Regions from separate parts of the Homo sapiens genome. Here region 2 is linked to region 1. A link is an interaction called in ENCODE POLR2A ChIA-PET data of the cell type or tissue named here. Cell type or tissue: A673. All regions are shown on one strand. Links, peaks and the distances in the headings refer to the core of each region. The heading gives the core; the rest is flanking DNA. Region 1 holds the start of HYOU1-AS1 (HYOU1 antisense RNA 1). Region 2 has its middle 6.5 kb from the start of ABCG4.

Region 1 (7,884 bases), core at 2,684-7,683:
GTGGATCACGAGGTCAGGAGATCGAGAACATCCTGGCTAACACGGTGAAACCCCGTCTCTACTAAAAATACAAAAAAAAAAAAATTAGCCGGGCTTGGTGGCAGGCACCTGTAATCCCAGCTACTCGGGAGGCTGAGGCAGAAGAATGGCATGAACCTGGGAGGCGGAGCTTGCAGTGAGCCAAGATCGCGCCACTGCACTAAAGCCTGGACGACAGAGTGAGACTCCGTCTCAAAAAAAAAAAAAAAGAAAAGAAAGAAAATTAGGCCGGGCGCGGAGGCTCACGCCTGTAATCCTAGCACTTTGGAAGGCCGAAGTGGGTGGATCACGAGGTCAGGAGATCGAGACCATCCTGGCTAACACAGTGAAACCCCGTCTCTACTAAAAATACAAAATTAGCCAGGTATGCTGGTGCATGCCTGTAATCCCAGCTACTCGGGAGGCTGAGGTAGGAGAATTGCTTGAACCTGGGAGGCGGAGGTTGCGGTGAGCCAAGATCACACCATTGCACTCCAGCCTGGGCAACAAGAGCGAAACTCCGTCTCAAAAAAAAAAAAAAAAGAAAATTAGAGATGGTATCAACATGGGAGAGGTAACTTGATAAATTAACACTGAGGAATTTACTTGGTAAAGGGGGATAATATAAATTTTGAAAGCTTAAGGAATTGACAGAAAAATAAACATAAGAATAGGTCTTAATCATTAAAGAGTAACCACCAGAATAATCCCAGCTGCCATGCTTGGCTAATTTTTTATTTTTATTTTTTGTAGAGATGGGGGTCTCACTATTGTTGCCCAGACTGGTCTCGAGCTCTTGGGCTCAAGTAATCCTCTCGCCTCAGCCTCCCATAGTGCTGGGATTACAGGCGTGAGCAACCACGCCCAGCCATGTGAGAGTTTTAATTCCTCTACAGCCTCATCAACACTAGTTTTCTTTTTTTTTCTTTTTTCTTTTCATTTATTTATTTATTTATTTATTTATTTATTTATTTATTTATTTTGAGACAGAGTCTGGCTCTGTTGCCAGGCTGGAGTGCAGTGGCGAGATCTTGGCTCACTGCAACCTCCTCCTCCTGGGTTCAAGTGATTCTCTTGCCTCAGCCTCCCATGTAGCTGGGATTACAGGCGTGTGCCACCACACCCGGCTAATTTTTGTATTTTTAGTAGAGATGGGGTTTCACCATATTGGCCAGACTGGTCTTGAACTCCTGACCTCAGGTAATCCGCCCGCCTCGGCCTCCCAAAGTGTTGGGATTACAGGTGTGAGCTACTGCGCCCAGCCAATTTGTGTATTTTTAGTAGAGACAGAGTTTTGCCATGTTGGCCAGGCTGGTCTCAAACTCCTGGCCTCAAGTGATCCACCCACTTTGGCCTCCGAAAGTGCTGGGATTACAGATGTGAACCACTGCCCCCGGCCTACAGAGAGCAGTTTTATTAATCAAATGCTAACAGTTGAGATATGGCCAGACTCATGCCTTTAAAAGACTGTTCCAGCTTTTTGGGCTCAGTGAAGAGATTTCATAAGAAAAACTTGGCATGGGAAACATATGGGAGTGGTACAGGAGGGTATCTATGTGTCTTGTTCCGATAGCTCTCTTGAGTAATTTCTTGTCTGGAAGCCCAGTTGGCATCATCTTGACTTCTACCTGGTGGTTTTGGATTAATTGGTCGTGACTCCCCCTAAACAGGAGGATTCGGTAGCTGAAGGGGTGGGTTGCTCCTCCACACCTGTGGGTGTTCCTTGTTAGGTGGAACGAGAGACTTGGAAAAGAAAGAGACACAGACAAAGTACAGAGAAAGAAATCGGGGGACCAGGGGACCGGCGCTCAGCATATGGAGGATCCCGCCGGCCTCTGAGTTCCCTTAGTATTTATTGATCATTATTGGGTGTTTCTCGGAGAGGGGGATGTGGCAGGATCATAAGATAATAGTGGAGAGAAGGTCAGCAGGTAAACACGTGAACAAAGTTCTCTGCATCATAAACAAGGTAAAGAATTAAGTGCTGTGCTTTAGATATGTATACACATAAACATCTCAATGCCTTACAGAGCAGTATTGCTGCCCGCATGTCCCACCTGCAGCCCTAAGGCAGTTTCCCCCTATCTCAGTAGATGGAATATACAATCGGGTTTTACATCGAGACATTCCATTGCCCAGGGACGAGCAGGAGACAGATGCCTTCCTCTTGTCTCAACTGCAACGAGGCGTTCCTTCCTCTTTTACTAATCCTCCTCAGCACAGACCCTTTACGGGTGTCGGGCTGGGGGACGGTCAGGTCTTTCCCTTCCCACGAGGCCATATCTCAGGCTATCACATGGGGAGAAACCTTGGACAGTACCTGGCTTTCCTAGGCAGGGGTCCCTGCGGCCTTCCGCAGTGTTTTGTGTCCCTGGGTACTTGAGATTCCTTCAAGCATTTGTTTAGCAAAGCACATCTTGCACAGCCCTTAATCCATTTAACCCTGAGTTGACACAGCACATGTCTCAGGGAGCACAGGGTTGGGGGTGGGGTTACAGATTAAAATGGAGTCTCTTATGTCTACTTTCTATACAGACACATTACCAATCTGATCTCTCTTTCTTTTCCCCACAGGTAGCTGGGTCTTTATTCCTGGCTTGTTTCAAAATTAGCCCCTGGCTGAACAGGATGGCTCATGCTTGTAATCCCAACACTGGGAGGCACAGGCAGGAGGATTTTTTTTTTTTTTTTGAGATGGAGTCTTGCTCTGTCACCCAGGCTGGAGTGCAGTGAGTGATCTCCGCTTGCTGCAAGCTCCGCCTCCCGAGTTCATGCCATTCTCCTGCCTCACCTTCCCAAGTAGCTGGGACTACAGGCACCTGCCACCATGCCCGGCTAATTTTTTTGTATTTTTAGTAGAGATGGGGTTTCACCGTGTTAGACAGGATGGTCTCGATCTCCTGACCTGGTGATCTGCCTGCCTCGGCCTCCCAAAGTGCTAGGATTTCAGGCATGAGCCACTGCGCCCAGCCCCACTACGCCCAGCTATTTTTTGTATTTTTAGTAGAAATGGGGTTTTGCCATGTTGGCCAGGCTGGTCTTGACCTGAGGTATCCTGACTGGGATTACAGGCGTGAGCCACTGGGCCTGGCTATTTGTTTTTTTTGAGAGAAGTCTTGCTCTTATCCCCCAGGTTTGAGTGCAATGGCTTGATCTCCACTCACTGCAACCTCTGCCTCCCAGGTTCAAATGATTCTCCTGCCTCTGCTTCCCAAATAGCTGGGATTAAATCGCCTGCCACCAAGCCCGGCTAATTTTTGTATTTTTTAGTAGAGACTGGGTTTCACCATGTTGGCCAGGCTGGTCTCGAACTGCTGACTTCAGGTGATCCGCCCGCCTCGGCCTCCCAAAGTGCTGGGATTACAGGTGTGAGCCACTGCGCCCGGCCGGGCCTGGCTATTTTTTATTTTTATTTTTGAGGCAGAGTCTCGCTCTGTTGCCCAGGCTGGAGTGCAGTGGCATGACCTCAGCTCACTGCAACTTCTGCCTCCTGGGTTCAAGTAATTCTCAAGCCTCAGCCTCCTAAGTAGCTGGGACTACGGGCACACACCACCACACCCGGCTAATTTTTTGTATTTTAGTAGACATGGTGTTTCGCCATGTTGCCCAGGGTGGTCTCAAACTTCAGAGCTCAGGCAATCCACTCACCTCGGCTTCCCAAAGTGCTAGGATTACAGATGTGAGCCACCATCCCTGGCCAAAATAAATATTTTAAAAATATTTGGTAGAATTCACCAGTGAAGCCATCTAGTCCCGATTTTTTTTTTTTTTTTTTTTTTTTTTTGAGACGGAGTCTTGCTCTGTTGCCAGGTTGGAGTGCCGTGGCCCAGTCTTGGCGCACTGCAACCTCTGTCTCCTGGGTTCAAGTGATTCTCCTTCCTCGGCCTCCTGAGTAGCTGGGATTACAGGTGCCCACCACCACGCCAAGCTAATTTTTGTATTTTTAGTACAGACAGGGTTTCACTGTGTTAGCCAGGCTAGTCTCAAACTTCTGACCTTGTGATCTGCCTGCCTCAGCCTCCCAAGGTGCTGGGATTACTAGCCCGAGCCACCGTGCCTGCCCCCCACCTCCCCACCCTTTTTTTTTTTGAGACAGAGTTTCGCTCTTGTCGCCCAGGCTGGTCTCAAACTGTTGACTTCAGGTGATCCGCCTGCCTCGGCCGCCCAAAGTGTTGGGATTACAGGCTTGAGGCAAGGCGCGCCGGGCCTTTTTTTTTTTTTTTTGAGTCGGGGTCTCTCCCTCCCAGGCTGCAGTGCAGTGGTGCGATCATAATCTACTGCAGCTTTGAACTCCTAGTTTCAAGTGATCCTCCTGCCTCTGCCTCCTGAGTAGCTAGGACTACTATTTTTTGTAGAGATGAGGTCTGGCTATGTTGTCTCAAACTCCTGGCCTCAAGCGATCCTTCCACTCCTGCCTCCCCAAACACTGGTATTACAGCCATGAGTCACTGCACTTAGCTTCGCCTTTTTTTTTTAGAGCACTTTTAGGTTCACAGCAAAATTGAGGGGAAAATACAGAGTTCCCGTATATTCCCTTCCTCCATACACTCACAGCTTCCCCCATAATAAACACTTCACACCAGAGGTCTACAGGTGTTACATCTGAGGAACCTACACTGACTCATCATATTTGCCCAAAGTCTACACTTTCAGTTGTCTTGGTGTTGCACATTCTATAGGTTTTGACAAATGTATATGTACCCACCATTATGGTGTCATACAGAACTTTGGGTGATTGTAACAAATGTACCACTCTGGGGGAGATTGAGTATGTGGGGACAGGAGGTATATGGCAACTCTGTACCTCCTGCTCAATTCTGCTGTGAATCTGAAACTGTCTAAAAGTCATCCAAAAAAAAAAAAACAAAAACCCAAAACTTCCACATTCAAAACTTATCTGACTTGTTCAACTTTTAGAGAAAAAAGACAACCCTTCGTGGTTATTTTTTTTGTGTGTGACAGAGTCTAGCTGTCGCCCAGGCTGGAGTGCAGTGGCACGATCTCAGCTCACTGCAACCTCATCCTCCCGGGTTCAATTGATTTTCCTGTCTCAGCCTCCTGAGTAGCTGGGACTACAGGCGGGTGCCACCATGTCCGGCTGATTTTTTGTATTTTTAGTAGAGACGGAGTTTCACTGTGTTAGCCAGGATGGTCTCGGATCTCCTGACCTCATGATCCGCCTGCCTTGGCCTCCCAAAGTGCTAGGACTACAGGCGTGAGCTACTACACCCGGCTGGGCCTTCATGGTTATTAAATGTAAATACAACGGGGCCAAGCTCAGTGGCTCATACCTGTAATCCCAGCACTTTGGGAGGCCAAGGCAAGCAGATCATTTGAGTCCAGGAGTTCAAGACCAGCCTGAGCAACATAGTGAAACCCCGTCTCGACCAGAAAATACAAAAATTAGCCAGGTAGTCCCTGCTACAGGGCTGAGGTGGGAGGATTGCTTGAGCCTGGGAGGTCGCGGCTGCAGTGGGCCAAGATGGCACCATTGCACTCCAGCCTGGGTGACAGAGCAACACCCTGTATACCGTATACAACTGCTTAGATATGTACATGATTAGTGACAAGAGGGATCCTCCCTTGGTAATAGAAAATTTGGGCTAGGCATGCTGCATCCCAAACTGATGAACCGAAACTGCTACAAATGGTCTCTACCAACACATTCCCACGGCTAAGTACGAAGAACAAGGGCGAATGGTCAGAATTAAGCTCAAACCTAGCTGAAGCACTCAACATTGATTCATTCCTTGGACCAATTACTTGCTAAATCTCTATGAACTGGTATCTTATTTGTACAATGAGGTTGCTATTTTAAAAATTAATGTTACCAGCTGGGCCCAGTGGCTCAGGCCTGTAAACCCAGCACTTTGGGAGCCCAAGGCAGGTGGATCGCTTCAGGTCAGTTCCAGACCAGCTTAGCCAACATGGTGAAACCCCGTCTCTACTAAAATACAAAAAAAATTTAGCTGGGTATGGTGGCAGGTGCCTGTAATCCCAGCTACTCAGGAGGCTGGGGCAGTAGAATCACTTGAACCCGGGAGGCGGAGGTTGCAGTGAGCCTGGATCGCATTACTATACTCCAGCCTGGGCAACAGAGCAGGACCCAGTCTCAAAGAAAAAAAAAAAAAAAAAGTACGTTACTTAAAAATGCCTGGGATATAGGAGTCCAAATAATGTTAGCAGTAAAATAAAACCAGTATTTTGTTTCCTTGAAAAAAATACATATACAAATCTCAACTAAGTCCAAAGTGTCAATAACATTTTGATGATGTAATTATTCAAACTTTTTGAGGTTTTCACTGTCACACATGCTGGAGTGCAGTGGCACGATCATAGCTCACTGAAGCCTCGAAGTCCTGGGCCCAAGGGACCCACCCTCCAGCCTCAGTCTCCCAAGTAGCTGGGTCTACAGGCACACATCCCCACACTCAGATACTTTTTTTTTTTTTTTTTGAGACAGAGTCTTGCTGTTGCCCAGGCTGGTCCGACCTCAAGCTATCCTCCCATCTTGGCCTCCCAAAATGTTAAGATGACAGGTATGAGCCACCATGCCTGGCCCAAAATTTTTCTATTTTTAAAAACTCACAGCACAAAAACTGTAGAAAAGAATATTTTATTGAAACAGTTTCTCAATTAACAATGGAGCAAAGTACAATTTGACTCAAACCTGTCCAACCAGCATCAACAGCTACTGAAAGAATTCAAACATACAGAAGAGGTGGGGGTGGGGTGAGGGGTGGGACCCTTAGGTCCCATCTCTGCCAATGTGGCAAAAAAAAAAAAAAAAGGAAAAGACAAAATGACTGACACAGCCAGGTTCATTCTTGTCTTGGAGCTGAGGCAGCAGCCCTAGCTCCTGCTACAGACGGAATACTGGAGGACGGGCTCCCTAGGCGTAGGTATGGTGGGTCGGGGGCCCCCAACCTAGCAGAGTGATGCACAGAGGAAGGCCAGCCCTGACCCTCCTCCTTCATCCACAGGCCTGCCTCAGAGAGAGGGAGGTGGCATCTCTACATTCACACCATGGTCTCTCCTTTCCCCAGGATCTTGGGATAGGGACTCACAGTAGAAAGCACATTTTGGTCAGCCCAGGGGGTCAGGGGGTGAGGGAAAGGCTCTGTCTGGGAGGAGCAGAACAGCAGAAGAGAGGAGGAGGCAGGGAGTTACAGGAACCTGGGGTACCAGGCTGCTGGGAAGATGCAGATTATGACAGAGCTTGCACGATGCTGGCACCCCATGCCAACCACTCTACGTGGCTTTCCTCTTCGGAGAGGTGGTGGGCTCCCTTCTTCACTGTGCCCCTCCCTCCTCTGGCCACTAGGGGTGGGAAATACGAGTGAGAATCCTTCCAGATTTACTTCCGCCAATCCAGAGGTACAGGCTTTTAGGCAAGGGGCAGAGAACTGCCCAATTTGCTGCAGGAAGCCAAGGAAACCCAGGGGGAAAGGAGCTGGATGGGAATGGGGAAGGGAGGCTCAGAGCAAGAGAAGCCCGCAGAGGGAGGAAAGAGCACAGATAGGCACTCAGAAACCAAACCTGGTAACTGAGGCTCTGCAGACACTGGCCTGAAAGGATGCTCATCGCATGGTGGGAGAGGAAGGGAGGGAAGGAACAATCACCAGAGAAGAGTGGAAACTCCCCAGCAACCTGATACCCTTCCCATCACCGGGACCCATCAGCCACTGGCAGCCATTCTCTTCCTACCCACAGGCAAAGGATTCAGAAATTAATAGTGATTTTTCCCAAATTTAGGGCCTATATGGGTAGGGAACAGGGAGTGGGGCTGGGGAGGAGAACAGTTTCCATTTTTAACCACAGAGGTACTGCAGAAGGAACCAGTGAGCTGTCCCTCCCTTCCCCTTC
Region 2 (8,450 bases), core at 1,929-6,928, 100 kb after region 1:
AAAGCAGGGCATGGTGGCACGTGCCTATAATCCCAGCTACTCGGGAAGCTGAGATGGGAGGATGGCTTGAACCTGGGAGGTCCAGGCTACAGTGAATTGTGATCGTGCCACTGCATTTTAGCCTGGGCAACAGAGCCAGACTCTGTCTAAAAAAACAAACAGCAACAACAACAACAACAACAACAAAAAAGAAAAATACAGGAGCGAGGATATTTGATAGGGTAAAGCCCCTAGATTTGGGGTGGGAAGAATATAGAGAACAAGTAGATAAATAAAACTTGGAAAGGAATGAAGTAGAGAGAAGAAGGTAGGAATGGGAGTGGATATGGATTTTGTTCATAGGCATAAGGGGGATTTCATGCTTGGTGGTCTCTATTTCATTGATAAAGTAGGAATTAAAGTTATTGAAGATAATCTGTTGGATTAAGGATTTATACAAATTGACACATTTTAGAAATGCCATTAACAGATATAAGAATGAGATAGAAGACCTGACGACCCAGCTGAAATTGAAGACCAAGATCAGGCAGGGGCAACTTCAATACAACCATAGAATTTTTTTTTTTTTTCAGCAGACAGGAGCACCCCTGGAACACAAACAGAAAACAGACCACTGGGTGTATCACAGCAATGGTGTGGTGGCCAGGACATGGGTTGCACAGGGCCAAGGAGCAAGGCAATTAGAGCAGCTAGAGATGGATCATGAAGTCCAGACTGGACGGTGAGGGCCTAGGAAGCTGGAGGTAGTACAGCAGTTACAGTCACACCACTGGAGGTTCCAGTGAGGCTTCTGAAGATTAGTGGGCAGAAAGGAAAGTTTGTGGTCAAGAAGGGAACTTTTGTTTAATTGATACATAATAAGTATACATATTTATGGGTAATATGTGATATTTTGATACATGCATACAATGTGTAATCAAGGTAATTAGGATATCCATCACCTCAAACATTTATCATTTCTTCGTGTTGGGAACATTTCAAATCCTTTTCTAGCTGTTTTGAAATATACAATAAGTGGCCAGGCAGAGTGGCTCACTCCTGTAATCCCAGCACCTTGGGAGATCGAGGTGGGCGATCACGAGGTCAGGGGCTCGAGACTAGCCTGGCCAACATGGTGAAATCCCATCTCTACTAAAGGTACAAAAAATTAGCTGGGCATGGTGGCGCTCGCCTGTAATCCCAGCTACTCAGGAGGCTGAGGCAGGAGAATCGCTTGAACCCAGGAGGCGGAGGTTGCAGTGAGCTGAGATTGCACCATTGCACTACAGCCTGGATGACAGGGCGAGACTCCATTTCAAAAAAAAAAAAGGAAAAAGAAAAAGAAATATACAATAAGCTGCTGTTAACTAGAATCACCCTACTGTGCTGTAGAATGCTAGAACTTATTCCTTCCATCTAACTATATTTTTGTAGTCATTAACCAATCTCTTCATCCCCCACCCTTCACTTCACTACCCTTCCTAGCCTGTGGTAACCATCATTCTACTCTCCACCTTCATGAGATCAACTTTTTTAGCTCCCACATATGAGTAAGAACATGAGATATTTGTCTTTCTGTGCCTGGCTTATTTCACTTAACACAATGTCCTCCAGTTCCATCTATGTTGCTGCAAATGACAGACTTTCATTCTTTTTATTTATTTATTTTTATTTTTTTGACAGAGTCTCGCTCTGTAGCCCAGGCTGGAGTGCAGTGGTGTGATCTTGGCTCACTGCAACTCCATCTCCCAGGTTCAAGCAATTCTCCTGCCTCAGCCTCCCAAGTAGCTGGGATTACAGGCACCTGCTACCATGCCCAGCTAATTTTTTGTATTTTTAATAGAGACGGGGTTTTGCCATGTTGGCCAGGCTGGTCTCGAACTCCTGACCTCAGGTGATCCGCCCGCCTCGGCCTCCCAAAGTGCTGGGATTACAGGCATGAGCCACTGCGCCCTATTTTTATTTTTATTTTTGAGACAAGAGTCTGGCTCTGTTGCCCAGGACAGGGTGCAGTGGCGCAGTGGCACGATCTCGGCTCACTGCAACCTCCACCTCCCGGGTTCAAGCAATTCTCCTGCCTCAGCCTCCCAGGGAGCTGGGATTATAAGTGCGCACCACCACGCCCAGCTAATTTTTGTATTTTTAGTAGAGATGGGGTTTCACCATGTTGGCCAGGCTGGTCTCGAACTCCTGACCTCAGGTGATCCACCCGCCTCGGCCTCCCACAGTGCTGGGGTTACAGGCGTGAGCTGCCGTGCCTGGACAAATTTCATTCTTTTTTATAGCTGAATAATATTCCACTGTGTGTATGTACTATATTTTCTTTATCCATTCATCCACTGATGGACACTGAAGTTGATTCCATTTCTTGGCTATTGTGAATAGTACTGCAATGAACATGGGAGTGCAGATATCTCCCCGATATACTGATTTCCTTTCTTTTGGATATATACCCAGCAGTGGGATTGCCGGATCATATGGTAGGTCTATTTTTAGTTTTTTGAGAAACTTTCATACTGATTTTTTTTTTTTGAGACGGATTCTCACTCTGTCGCCCAGGCCGGGGTGCAGTGGCACAATCTTGGCTCGCTGCAAGCTCTATCTCCTGGGCTCAAGCAATTCTCTTGCCTCAGCCTCCCAAGTAGCTTGGATTACAGGCACGTGCCACCATGCCCGGCTAATTTTTTGTATTTTTAGTAGAGACGGAGTTTCACCATGTTGGCCAGGCTGGTCTTGAACTCCTCACCTCAAGTGATCTGCCTGCCTCGGCATCCCAAAGTGCTGGGACCACAAGCGTGAGCCACCGTGCCCGTCCCATACTGTTTTTTACAGTGGTTGTACTAATTTACATTTCTACCAACAGTGTACTAGCGTTCCCAGAAAGGGGACATTTTTAAATGGAGCTATTCAGAGTCTAGAGTACGTCCACAGGGAAGTAGGCTGCTAAAGGGAGACAGGTCACTGGAGTAGAATAGACCAAGAGAAATAAGGCATTTTGAATGCCTACTAGGAGTGACCTTTCTGACCCACCCATCAGTGACGTGGATCTTTATGATACTGTGAAACATATCAGGTGGCCCTCCATATCCGTGGGTTTCACATCCATGGATTCAACCAACTTCGGATTGAAAATATTCAGGAAAAAAAATGGCAGGTGCATCTGTATTGAACGTGTACAGACTTTTTTTTCTTGTCATTATTCCCTAAAAATATACAGAATAGTATAACAACTATTCACATAGCATTTACATAGTATTACGTATTATAACTAATCTAGAGACGATTTAAAGTATATGGGAAGGGCCGGGTGCAGTGGCTCATGCCTGTAATCCTAGCACTTTGGGAGGCTGAAGTGGGCAGATCACTTGAGGAGTTCAAGACCAGCCTGGCCATTATGGCAAAACCCCGTCTCTACTAAAGATTCAAAACTTAGCTGGGCATGGCGGCACGTGCCTGTGATCCCAGCTACTCAGGAGGCTGAGGCAGGAGGATTGCTTGAGCCCAGGAGGTAGAGATCACAGTGAGCTGAGATCGCAGTGAGCCGAGATCACACCATTGCATTCCAGCCTGGGTGACACAATAAGACTGTCTCAAAATATATATATATATATTATATATAAGTATATATGATATATAAGTATATATTTAAGTATATATAAATATGTAAGTATATACTTATGTATGTATAAGTATATATAATATATAAGTATATATAAAATATATAAGTATATGTTTTTATATAAGTATATATAATATATAAATATTATACGTAATATTTATGTATGTGTGCAGGGAATTCAAAGCCAGCTTTCAAAGATCAGATCAAAACTACTATAAAGTCTGCTTTAATACATGAAATTAAAAAAATATAAAGTATATGGGAGGCTGTGCACGGGTTATGTGGAAATACTATACCATTTTATATTGGGACTTGAACATCTGTGGACTTTGATATCCAAGGGGAGTCCTGGAACCAATCTCCCACAGATACTGAGGGACGACTGTACAAATGTACAATATTTGGTCTTTTCCTCATTTCCTGGCATACAACTTCTAAAATCCTTGGACTCTTCACAGTGTAAGTGTCTTTTTGTGACCCAATGAGTTGATTGAGGGCTGGCAGCACCTAGGTAGCTTCAGGATGGGCGCTGATCATTGGAAAGACCAAGGCAGAATTAGAAGGGTGAGACTTTCAGCCCCACCCCACAACCACCAGGAAGGGGAGAGGGGCTGAAGGTTGAGTTGATCACCAATGACCAATGATTTAATCAACCATGCCTATGTAATGAGCCTCCATAAAAACTCAAAGGAGGTTCAGAGAGCTTCTGGATAGCTGAACATGTGGAGGTTCCTGGAGTTCCTGGAGGGTTCTTGGAGAGTGCATAGAAGTTCTCCACCCTCTTACCGGGCGCGGTGGCTCACGCCTGTAATCCTAGCACTTTGGGAGGCTGAGGTGGGCGGATTGCCTGAGCTCAGGAGTTCGAGACCAGCCTGAGCAACACAGTGAAACCCCGTCTCTACTAAAATACAAAAATTAGCCGGGCGTGGCGGCATGCACCTGTAATCCCAGCTACTCATGAGGCTGAGACAGGAGAATCATTTGAACACGGGAGGCGGAGGTTGCAGTGAGCTGAGATCACACCACTGCACTCTAGCCTGGGCGACAGAGCAAGGCTTCGTCTCAAAAAAAAAAAAGAAGCCCGGGCGCGGTGGCTCACACCTGTAATCCCAGCACTTTGGGAGGCCGAGGCGGGCGGATCAAAAGGTCAAGAGATCAAGACCATCCTGGCTAACACGGTGAAACCCCGTCTCTACTAAAAATACAAAAAAATTAGCTGGGCATGGTGGCAGGCGCCTGTAGTCCCAGCTGCTCGGGAGGCTGAGGGAGGAGAATGGCGTGAACTTGGGAGGCGGAGCTCGCAGTGAGCCAAGATCGCGCCACTGCACTCCACCCTGGGCGACAGAACTAGACTCCGTCTAAAAAAAAAAAAAAAAAAAAAGGAAGTTCTCCACTTCTCTCCTCTTCCCACATGCCTCACCCATTGCCTCTCTTTGTCTGTATTCTGTGTAATATCATTTATAATAAGCTGATAAGTGTAAGTAAAGTGTTTCCCCAAGTTCTATTAGCCACTCTAGCAAATTAATCAAACCCAGTGAGGGAGTTGAGGGAACCCTGATTTATAGCCAGTTGGTCAGAAGCATGAACAGAAACAACCTGCGGCTTGTGATTAGCATTGGAAGTGGGGGGTAGTCTGTGGGACTGAGCCCTCAACCTGTGGCATCTGACACTATCTCCAGGCAGGTAGTGTTGGAATTGAATTGAATTAGAGGACAACCAGCTGGCGTCCACTGCAGAATTGATTGCTTGCTTAAAGTGTGGGGCAAAACACCCACACATCTGGCATCAGAAGAGTGTTGTGAGAGTATAGTAAGAGAAACTGAGTTTGTGTATTTCTGTGTATTCTCAACCCAGTATTAGGGGTAGGAGAACAGGGCCCAGAGAAAAGCTGGGGAGACACCTGATCTGTAAGGCTGGTTCCACCCAAAAGATACAGCCAAGAGGTGTGGTGTGAGTTCAAGTTTTAAGAGAAGGAAGAAAAAGAGATAAGAGACTTCGGCAGAGACCCTTGGCATTCTGCAGCTTTGGAGAACCCCAGTTTCTTCTTATCAAAGGAAATGGTGGTACATAATTATCAAAGGAAATGGTGGTACATAGCAGGAGAGAGAGGGAGAGACAAACACTGCACTTCTATTTTATTTTTATTTCATTTTTTTTTTTTTTTTTGAGACAGAGTCTTGCTCTGTGGCCCAAGCTGGAGTGCAGTGGCACGATCTTGGCTCACTGCAAGCTCCGCCTCCTGGGTTCATGCCATTCTCCTGCCTCAGCCGCCTGAGTAGCTGGGACTACAGGCGCCCACCACCACGCCCGGCTAATTTTTTGTATTTTTAGTAGAGACGGGGTTTCACCATGTTAGCCAGGATGGTCTCGACCTCCTGACCTTGTGATCCACCCGTCTTGGCCTCCCGAAGTGCTGGGATTAGAGGCGTGAGCCACAGCGCCCGGCAACACTGCACTTTTAAAATTCACTTCAAAATTGCTTGATTTTGTTTTGTTGTTATTATAATTTTTTTTTTGAGATGGAGTTTCACTCTTGTCATCCAGCCTGGAATGCAGTGGCGCGATCTCTGCTCACTGCAACCTCTGCCTCCCAGGTTCAAGTGATTCTCCTACCTCAGCCTCCCAAGTAGCTGGAATTACAGGCATGTGCCACCACACCTGGCTAATTTTTGTATTTTTAGTAGAGACAGTGTTTCACCATGTTGACCAGGCTGGTCTTGAACTCCTGATTTCAGGTGATCCATCCGCCTCAGCCTCCCAGAGTGCTGGGATTACAGGCGTGAGCCACTGCGCCCAGCCTATAATTTTTTAAAAATGCAACAGCAACAGCAGAGACTCTGTCTAGTCTCTGAGGGGTCGGGAGAGGCAATCAATAGTTACCCCTCCACGGCCTCCACTCCAGCGCCTATGCACATTTTTCCTTTCTGCCTTGGGGAGCCACAGGAGGACTGGAGAGCTTTGCTGCTGCGTACCGGCAGGAACCCTGAAGCCAGCTGAGTGGGTGGGGCAGGGTGGGGGTTTGTAGTCAGTCTCCTCTTTATCCACCCCTCCTTCCTGGTCCTGGGCTGCATCTCTCCAAGTGACCAGCAGAGGGGCCTTCATTAACAAATACACTTTAAAACCATTCTGTCCAGAGGTGACAGACCGTCATGGTGGGCAAGGGAGGCACAGTGGAAGAGAGACCTGGGATGGTGGAAGCAGAACTGGTCAGTTCCAATATCCCCCCAGTCGAATTCCTTTCCAGCTCCCACAGGACCCTGTTAACCCTCCTTTTTTTCCATAGGCCCACAAAGCTGCTTAACAACTGCTTCTCCCACAAATCCCTGCCCACAGCAGCCTGTGTCTGTTAGATTAGCTCCTGGCACTAAGCTGAGATGGGAATTTTCTGCTTCTGCCTTGCTCCTCTTAAGCCAGTTATCATCAACCCTTACATGTCTGGGCCTAGGGAAACATGCCCTGGATGGAGGCTCTGTCCTGATGGTGGGGGTGAGGAGATCTGGGGTGGGAGTTGGGAGAATCCTAGAGAAAGGGGAGAATCCGTCTCAGGGAATGGGAGGAGGTCTGTTTGGAGGAATAGGGGAGGATCCACCTGGACGTTGAGGGAAAGTCTGGTGAGAAATAGAGGGTTTGTTCTGGGGATGGGAGGTCTAGACTAAGCAAAGAAGGTTCTTTTAAGCAATGGTTCTCAGAAGGTGGTCCCTGGACTAGCAGCATCAGCATCACTTGAGAACTTATTAGAGATGTAAATTCTCTGGCTCCACCCCAGATACTGAATCAGAAACTCTGGGAGTGGAGCCCAGTAATCTAATCTGTGTTTTAACAAGCTCTCTAGATGATTTGGATGTGCGCTCAAATTTGAGGACCACTGCTCTTGAGTTACAAGGTCTACTCTAGGAGTTGGAAGTGTGTGTTCTCAGGAATCAACGGTCCATCTTGGGGGATATGTGGTGGGAGTGGGGAGTATCTCTAGGATGGAGAAGGTCTGTGCTAGGACCTCTGGAAGGCTGGAAAGGTTCTATATCCTAGAATGAGAAAGGTCTGTTCAGGGCAACTGAGAAAATCTGCTTTATAAAGTGGGAAGGTGACAATAGGTAATGAGGAAGTTTGACATCGTAGATAAAGCCATGGTTTAGAATCACTGAGACCTGGATTTGAATACCTACATCCATCACACTAGCTATGTACTTCATACTTGTACTTAACATTTCTGAGCTTCAGTTCCTTATCTAAAACATGGAAGAATAATACTGACTTCATAACATTGTTACAAGGACTGGTTAGACTGTTCAGTCAATGGGTATTTATGGAGTGCATTTTCTTTTTTTTAATTTTTAATTTTTTAATTTTTTTTTTGTATAGAGAGGGTCTCCTTACATTGCCTAGGCTGGTCTCAAAATCCTGGGCTCAAGCAATCCTCCTGCCTGAGCTTCCCAAAGTGCTGGGATTACAGGCATGAGCCACCACACCCAGTTTTGACTGCAATTTCTGTGTCCAAGTTCTAGGAATGTAGTGGAGAAAGACTGGCCTAGCCCCTTACTCAGAGATCAACCATATCTCCATGCTATGTGCCTAGCAGGTAGTAGACATTCAATAAATGTAGTTTCCCCTCGTTTGCTAAGGAAAGGAAGATTCATCTGGGGGAAGGAAATGAGCCTGAACCGTGGTGTGACCTGGGAAGTAAGAATGTATGGTCTATGCAATGGCATGATTATGGCTCACTGCAGCCTTATCATCCCAGGCTCAAGTGATCCTCCTGCCTCAGCCTCCCGAGTAGCCGGGACTACAGGCACACACCACCACGTCTGGCTTATTTATTTATTTAATTTTATTTTTTGAGACAGAGTCTTGCTCT

The links. Peaks named below come from ENCODE experiments on the same cell type or tissue, not always from the same donor. Only the 100,000 strongest peaks of a DNase experiment are listed, where the experiment ranks them.
Region 2: POLR2A ChIA-PET joins it to region 1 with 12 read pairs; 4 of 35 experiments call an interaction of 5 or more read pairs at or near these places.

The regions. Positions count from the first base shown.
Region 1 is chr11:119,037,570-119,045,453 of GRCh38, forward strand. It overlaps HYOU1 (hypoxia up-regulated 1), which reads right to left. Exons shown (of 26, transcript NM_006389.5): 26 at 6,619-7,884. It overlaps HYOU1-AS1 (HYOU1 antisense RNA 1), which reads left to right and starts at 6,619. Exons shown (of 2, transcript NR_186315.1): 1 at 6,619-7,176; 2 at 7,816-7,884. In A673, for the core only: a CTCF peak has its summit at 7,334; no DNase peak of the experiment used is centred there.
Region 2 is chr11:119,138,374-119,146,823 of GRCh38, forward strand. No RefSeq gene overlaps it. Among named protein-coding and RNA genes, the nearest start is that of ABCG4, 6.5 kb to the right of the region's middle. In A673, for the core only: a CTCF peak has its summit at 6,692; a DNase peak (open chromatin) is centred at 6,658.